Regions from separate parts of the Homo sapiens genome. Here region 1 is linked to region 2. A link is a contact called in ENCODE Hi-C or POLR2A ChIA-PET data. All regions are on one chromosome and are shown on one strand. The core of a region is the stretch at or near the end of the contact, and the rest is flanking DNA. Distances in the headings are between cores, read along the strand shown.

Region 1 (3,970 bases), core at 1,401-3,900, 34 kb after region 2:
CTGGGGAGGGTGCCAGGCTGGATGAATGCTCTGGGGCAGGGGCTCTGCTTGTCCTTGTTGGCCAGCCTTTGAGGAGCTAGCTGCTAAGAGTCCCTTCAGAGTCCATGGGCACCCTGGTCCTTGGAGCGCAAGCCAGGGCAGCTGGCAGCCTCCACCCGGAAGGAGAGCTCCACCATGCAGGAGGGCTGGGCACATGTCTGTGTGTTTTGTTTGCATTGTCTCAGTAATGAGCCACATCACACAATGAGGAAGGTGCCTTTTCTCTCCTTTTAAGAAGAGAAACTGAGGCTTCACATGTTTAAAGTAATTTCCTCTAGGCCTTGTAGACGTTCAGGGACAGAACCTGGATTTAAACTCTATTTAATCCAGCGAGTCTCAAAATTTTAGTCTCAGGACCCCTTTTCACTCTTAATAAATTAAATAAAAATTGCTGAGGACCTTTTTTAAATGGTGAGTTACACCTATTGGTATTTAATGTATTTGAAATGAAAATGAAAAGCTTATTTATTTTTATTGATCTATATTAGGTTGTACATATTTTGGGGGTACATGTGATATTCTGATACACATATACAATGTGCAATGATCAAATCAAGGTAACTGGGATATATAAGACCTTAAACATGTGTCTTTTCTTTCTGTTGGGAACATTACAAATCTCTTTTAGCTATACTGAAATATACAAGAAAATATTGTTAACTTATAACACTTGTTCCTTCTACCTAACTGTATGTCTGTATCCCTTAACCAACTTTGGAGGAACTTTTAAAGCCCAGGAACACATGCTGTCAGAGTGGTGACGTCATGGCCCCTGCCCATTGGCTGTCGGAGCAGTGACATCATCATACCTGCTGGAAGTTGCTGCCATACCCCTGAGAGAGAATGAGACAGAAGTAACATGTTAACATTGTCACGAACAGAGTTTTCACCTTGAAGATGCCTTGAAAGTGTATCGGGGCCCCAGAGCTCTCTGGACCACTTTGAGAACCACTCAGTCCTCTAAACTGCTGAAAACTGGTGCCTTTGTGAACACAAATCAGGGCAACTTGGAGTTTCTGTGCTGGAAGGACGGCTTCAGAGGAGCTCATCGTGGCCAGAAAAATGCAGGAGGATGAAGAGGTCAGTGATGAAGAAAGAGCCAGCACACCTCTACTGAGTGACCTCTGTGCAGACAGCATTCCTAGTGCTGTCTGTACTTCCCTCATGATGGAGACACCAGGACCACTGCTGCCCACAGAGGCTAGAGACATGAAGGGGTTTGCCCAAGGTCACACCACACTGGGGAATGGCTCTAGGCGATTGAGCGGGGGGAGTGCCCTGCTGAGATGACCTTCAATTACCTGGCCAGCCCTCGCCAGCCCAGGACAGGCTCCTACCTGGTGTTTTAACCTGATGTTTGGTTGACAAAGCAGGGAGTGTTAGGGCCCAGCCTGTTCTAGCACCTTCTTCATCAATCAGCAAACCTCTAAGCACCTACTCTGCTCTGCAGGTGAATCTGGGAGGCAGACAGGAACAATCAACTGAACAAATACAGGATGCCAGCCTGTGTGAAGTGTAGCAGAGGGCGTGCAAAGACATCGCTCTGCCCTCGGGCTTCTGAAGAAGGTACTCTATAATCTAACCACCCAGTTGTCCCCATCTGCCTGCTAGGTGACCCGAAGGCCCACCCCATGTTCCCTCCTATGTAGCCTTTCTCCTTGCAGTTCCCTCTGCAGGGGCTGCCCTGCTGCCCCCCTTTCCCCGCCCCCCCCCCCCGCCCCCAACCTCCAGCTCCTGAAAGCTGTCCTCAGAGGCCCACAGCAAACCTGCACCCTTTCCAGCCTCACCTCTGGCCAGGGCCAGTGGCACCTGGAATCAAGCCGCCTTCTCCATGTTGCCCTTGCCCAATTCTGGGATGTGGCCAGAGTTGTCGTGGCAGAGTGTCTCGCACCATTTGTCCCAGACAAGTTGGTCGTCCCCCATCCCATGGGCCTCCCTGCCCACCTGGGTGCCAGGTCAGATTCTCCCTCTTCTCTCCTGTTTTCACGGCTCTGTCTCAAGGAAAGCCATGCTCCATCCCTCCATATGTCAGGACGTCCCCCAGATAGACCCCCGCCTGCCCCACTGCCCACCTACATCTAGGATCCATGCTGCCCACTGACCTCGCACAGGTGGTTCACAGGACCTGTCCTGGGGGAAGGCCTAGCTCAGCGGGGGAGGCAGTGGGACGGCACACACAGTGCTAAGAGAAGGGGCGCTGGAAAATGCAGGAGGATGAAGAGGACGGTCCCAGAGGAGAGTGTCACTGAGCTAAGGGAGATGTGGGGGTCAGGAGAGCAGAAACACACGGTGAAGGGCTGGGTCCTTGCAAAGGCAATCGGTACTGCCATCAACGGGAGGAGGTACCAGGCCTGGGACCCTAATGAATGGCACAAGCTACTTCCTGTCTCTGAGCCTCGATTTCCTCATCTGTAAAATGGGAGTGATAAAAAGACCTTCTCCTTAGAAGACCTGAGAGCAGGCGGCTTCATCCGCTTCAGTTGCGCAAAGGCGGCGCTGGCTGCCCCTGACGCCCCCGCCCTCTTGGCCTGGGCAGCTTTTCCCTGTCCCGGCCACAGCCACAAAGGCCGCCTGGGAGAGAGGAAGCTGCCGCTTAAGTGCCGCCGCACAGCGCCCTCCGCGGAGGGTAAATGGAGCCTCCGGCCACGGGCGCGCGGCTGGGCCGGGCTGCTCTGCAAACCGCTCACGTGCTCCTGCCTTTCCGAGCCGGGGACTGCGCCAGGGCGCGCAGGAAAAAACACAGCCCGGAGCTGCAAGAAGCCCTTCTTTCTTTTCTTTAATCACTCACTCCCCGGCTTTGCGTCTCCTCCCCTCGCTTGCGGGAATGTTATGAATGGAATGTACGGATTCCAGCCTGTGCGCGCGCGGCCAGGAATGCAGGGCGCAGCGACCTCTCGACCCACGGCCAGCGCACCGCCCCAGCGCCACAGCCTGGGATCCCAGAGCCACAGCCTGGGATCCCTGAGCCACAGCCTGGGATCCCTGAGCCGGCCCGGCCGCCACGAACACTCAGGGCCACGTGGCCTGACGTCTGCAGTGGGAGATTCAGACGGTAAGCATTCAAAGTGAGGCGAGAGAGCCAAGCAGCGCCGCCGGGACACACCGGGGCCACTCTCACGCTTCGGCCCTGGGGATGTGCGCACCGGCACACACAGCAGGGTGTATGCACACAAAAGGGTGCGCACACACACAGGGGCGCACACGCAGCCTTTGCATGCACAGAAACACCTCAGGTGGGGCACACATACACACATTGGTGTACAAACACACACTATGGTCTTTTCAAACCGATGCACATAGTAGGTGGTTTTTGCACACAAGGAGACCTACACTCACATTCCAGAAGCCTGCACATTGTGCACCCCTACCCACGTATAACTCCAGTGGTGTACACACAAAACATAGCTGGTTGTGTACCCAAATAAAAGGGGCGCACATATCCATGGCACAGCGTGCACACAGGCACAATAGTGGAGTGTTGTACTCACGAGGGACTCCAAACACAGCTCCATCGCCTTGGCGGACAGAGGCTCACAGAGGGCCCGAAGTCCTGGACACAGAATGCCAGCCCCTGGCTCCCTGGGCTGGAGGAGAAACCTTGGTTCCTCCCTCCCTTCTTAGCCCCCGCCCATCCCGGCCTGGCCTCTCAGGACTGAGTCTCCTGCAGATGTGAAGGGCTGGGAAAAGCTGCACAGAGAGGACGTTGAGGGGTGCAGTGGGGGGCCTCTTTTGGGGCTTGTGTGTGTGTTAAACCGTGACATGAGGGGCTAAAGGACTGGAAGCTGTTGCCTGGAGAACCGGAGTGCCCATAGGGGCTCCAAGGCTGATCCAAGCAGCGCCTGGCCTCCCCAGTCCTGCTCCTGGCCGCGGGTGGCCGCCAGCCAGCCCTGTGTCCATGCCAGCTCCACCACCTCCCTCTGGACACAGTGTT
Region 2 (4,197 bases), core at 1,686-4,185:
CAAAGCCAGCACAAACATAGTAAAATTCACAATGTCTGGTACCCAGTAAAATATCTTCAGGCATACAAAGAAACAGAAAAATATGACCGTTACTAAAGAAAAATCAAACAATCAAAAGCAAATCAGAACTGACACAGATGTTAGAATTATCAGACAAAGGCATTAAAACATTTATAGTTGCATTCTATATGTATAAAAGCTCAAGTAGAGACCTAATCAAACTTCTGCAGATAAAAACTACAATGTCTGAGATGAGAAATTAATGGCAAATTACACGTTGCAGAAAAAGAGATGAATGAAATTGAAGATACAGCAAAAGAAATAATATAAGGTGATACACAGAGATAAAAAATATAAAATAAATAAACAGTACATCAGAGGAAACTTCAAGAAACCTAATAAATGTTTAATTAGGATTCCCAAACAAGAGAGAGTTTAGTTAAAAAAAAAGATATATAAAGAAACAATGGCCAAAAAATGACAAACTATGATATAAACAATTAATCTACAGATGCAAGAATATCAACAAACCCTAAGCACAAGAAACATAAAGAAAAAGACACCAAGATACATCATGATCAAATTGCTTAAAACCAGTAATTCAAAAAAACCTTAAAATGAGCCATAGAAAAAGGCATATTACATACAGAGGGACAAAGATAAGGATAACAGCATATTTCTTGTTAGAAACAATACAAATGAGAAAACAGTGGAATATCATCTAAATGCTGAAGGAGTGGAGGATGGGGGAGGATTGTTAACCTAGAATTCTATACTCAGCAAAAAACAAAGGCAAAGTAAAGAAACTTTCAACAATAGCTGAAAGAATTACCAACAGAACCACTCCAAAAAAATACTACCAGAAGTCCTTCAGGCAGAAGGAAAATTATACTAGATGAAAATATGAGTTTATAAAAAAGGATGAAGAGCCCTGAAAATGGTAACTATGTGGGAAATGTTAATACTTCTTTCTTATTATCTGAATCTTTCCAAAAGCTAATTGATGGACCAAAAGTAATAACAAGGTATTTTGGCTAATGTAAAGGCTAATGTAAATAAAGGGGCATAATATCACTTGAAGGTGACCTGTGATAAATGATGTTTACTAAAAATTCTAAAGCAACCATTAAAATAACAGTTATAGATATAAGCCAACAAAAGAGATAAAGTGAAATAATAAAAAAATGCTCAATTAAACAAAAATAAATAGACAGGACAAATAGAGAACAAGTAGCAAGATGGCAGATTTAAACCTAGCTATATCAATAAATACATTCAATGCAAATGGTCATGACACTCCAGATAAAAGACAGAGATTTCCAGATTGGATAAGAAAGCAAGACTCAAGTGTATGCTACTATAAGAAATCTATTTCAAAAATAAAGTCACAAATAAGTAAGAAGTAGGAGGATGGGAAAAGATATACCATGCTAACACACATCAAAAGAAATATGTAGTAGCTATTATATATCAATATCAGACAAAGTAAATTTCAGAGCAAAGAATATTACCAGAAATAAAACAGGTAATTTCATATTACCATTATTAATGGAGCCAACTCATCAAGAAAAATAACAATCTAAAACATTTGTGCACCTAATAACAGAACCTCAAAATACACTAGCCAGTAAGTGATAGAACTTCAAGGACAAATAGATAAATCTACAATCATAATCTAATATTTAAATACTCTGACCTCAATAATTGATAACTGATAAAAGAAATAAACAGAAAATCAGCCACAATATAGAAGCCTTAAATAACACTATGAACAAACTTGCCCTAATGGACATTTATAGAACACTCAATTCAATAACAGTAGATACATATTCTTTTGTAGTGCATGAAGAACATTTACCAAGACTGACTACATTCTGGGCCATAAAACAGTCCCAATAAATATTAAAGGATCCAAGGTCACATAAAGTCTATTTTCATATTATAACAGAATTAAATTAGAAATCAATAACTAAAAGATAACCTGGAAATCCCCCAAGTATTTGAGAAGTAAGTAGCACACTTTTAAATAACCCATGGGCAAAGGAAGATATTTTTTAAAATTGTAAAGGTTTTTGAACTGAATAAAATCAAAATGTGACATATTAATACTTGCAGATGTTATTAAAGCAGTACTTAGAGAAAATTTATAGCACTGATGCTTGTATTGGAAAAGAGGAATGATCTCAAATCAATGTCCTTAGTTTTCACCTTAAGAAACTAGGAAAAAAAAAAGCAAATTACGTTTAAATAAAGCAGGTCTGGGCACGGTGGCTCACTCCTGTAATCCCAGCACTTTGGGAGGCTGAGGCCGGTAGATCACCTAAGGTCAGGAGTTCAACACCAGCCTGGTCAACATAGTGAAACCCCGTCTCTACTAAAAAAACAAAAATTAGCCGGGCATGGTGGCGGGCGCCTGTAATCCCAGCTACTCGGGAGGCTGAGGCAGGAGAATTGCTTGAACCCCGGGGGCAGAGGTTGCCGTGAACTGAGAAGGCGCCATTGCACTCCAGCCTGGGCGACAACAGGGAAACTCTGTCTCAGAAAAAAAAAAAAAAAAAAAGAAAAAGAAAAAAGAAAGAAAGCAGAAGTAATAAAGATTAGACTGGAAATAAGTGAAATAGAAAACAGAGAGGGTGAGAGAGTGTGCGTGGCGGCGTGTGAGTCCTGTTTTATTATTCCTATAGTGCTCTGTAAGCTCATTTTTCTGCAGCTCTTGTGTGTTTTCTTGTTTTATTTCTTCAATGTCTGCCTCTCTGCTCTCTCCTAGGTCTGCCAGCCAGAAGAGCAGATCTGATTTGAGGGCAGCTGGGAAGCCGTCCAATCTGGAGAGCCTCTACAATTAGCAAAACAAGGTCTGGAATTCCTGGACTTCACTCCTTGTTAGCGAGAAAGCGAAACACGTGATGTTCTGCTTTGCTCTCAGTGTCAAAACCTTGTGCTCATGGGCCCTGGCGGCTACACAGAAAGCCCTGAGGACTGAAACCCTGCATGGGTACATTTTGATGGGGCAGGAAGAAAAGTTCTGGAGTGTGGAGAGCAGAGGTCCAGAGCATTCACTGATTTAGCCACAGAAGAAACAGATGCGGAAACCGGGGCACAGCAGGCGAAGTGAAACTTCCCATGTTCCAGCAAAGCCCAGTCCATAACGTGAGGCTTTGTGAGGTTTGTGTGTGCGACCTTCACCCCTTCACCTGGACCCTCTCTTTGTCCTCCTTTCGCACCCAGTGATGTGTGGCCTGGATCACTTCCCTGCCCTCAAGTCTTGCCCTGGCCTGACGTTCAGCGGACCCTCCGTGCATTAAGGATGGAGGATGGTTCCTTGTGCTTCCTCTACCAGGTGCACTTGTATCTGCTCGGAATTCTGGAAGAGCAAAGACCCACTGGCCCCACTAATCCATCTATTGATCCTGCCCCGGTCAGCAGGCTGGGTCTAGCCTCCACACTGCCGCTGCTCAGGGTCTGTGGAGGAAGTCGCTGCAGCCATTCAGCCAGGTGGGTCTTTCACAGGGGTGAGGGCAGCACAGAGCTCAGAACCTGGGGCTCTGGTTGCAGGAGGACTGCAAGTGATGAGCCCACAGAGCATGGGGACGGGGAAAGGGGAAGCCGGAAAGCCGCACATTGTGAGCAAGGGGTCACAGGGGAGATGGGGAGCCATGGGAGGATGCCTGTCCAGTTGTCACTGCCCACACCTACCGTGCAGTGGAGGAAGACCCCCGACGCTCTGGGCCTGCCTTGGGGGCACCCGGTAGTCCCCAGGCAAGGACTGACCTGTCTCCGCTGGGAGGACGCGCTGCACAGGGCAGATGGAAGTGCCTGCGAGGGCCAGCCTGAGCTGTGAGGTGGTGGGGTCCAGTTGTTATAGGCACAGGACGCCACAGCAAGGGAAGGGAGGGCAGAGGCCAGGAAAGGAAGCCGCTCAGGGGTCGGATGGCCTCGTTCCTGCCCACCACAGCAATTACTCCTGAAACTGGTACCACCCTGCTCTAATGTCCCCTGGCCAGGGTGGGGACAACCTGACTCATTGTAGCCTGAAGTCCCCGGGTCCCCAGAGCCCCCGTTGCTGATACACAGCAGGATGATTCACCCCCCTGTGGAGCTCCTGGAGCCTCCCCTCATGACAGCCAGCTTCTGAGGCCCATGCTACCGGTATGTCACCACACGTGGGGGCACGTACACCCCATATGAGTTTGCCTGGGT

What was found. A loop is a pair of places that touch in the nucleus more often than their neighbours do. ChIA-PET counts read pairs that join two places held with the same protein, here RNA polymerase II (POLR2A). Pooled maps may share reads with other maps.
Region 1: a loop to region 2 is called in a map of cardiac septum, with 2.7 times the contacts of the local background. The contact joins two enhancer-like sites. A Hi-C loop is called at or near these places in 2 of 168 maps with a recorded cell type or tissue (cardiac septum and gastrocnemius medialis) and 4 of 50 pooled maps. POLR2A ChIA-PET finds 5 or more read pairs at or near these places in 4 of 52 experiments (AG04450, H1, activated naive CD4-positive, alpha-beta T cell and 1 more).

The regions. Positions count from the first base shown.
Region 1 is chr3:126,266,416-126,270,385 of GRCh38, reverse strand. No RefSeq gene overlaps it. Among named protein-coding and RNA genes, the nearest start is that of ALDH1L1, 88 kb to the right of the region's middle. RefSeq lists enhancers at 2,258-2,968, 2,969-3,678. Within about 2 kb of position 2,650, at least 26 of the 41 ENCODE cell types and tissues checked have a DNase peak (open chromatin) inside an H3K27ac peak, as active enhancers do.
Region 2 is chr3:126,299,974-126,304,170 of GRCh38, reverse strand. It overlaps a transcript of KLF15 not described here. Among named protein-coding and RNA genes, the nearest start is that of KLF15, 55 kb to the left of the region's middle. RefSeq lists a silencer at 2,738-2,938. Within about 2 kb of position 2,935, at least 6 of the 41 ENCODE cell types and tissues checked have a DNase peak (open chromatin) inside an H3K27ac peak, as active enhancers do.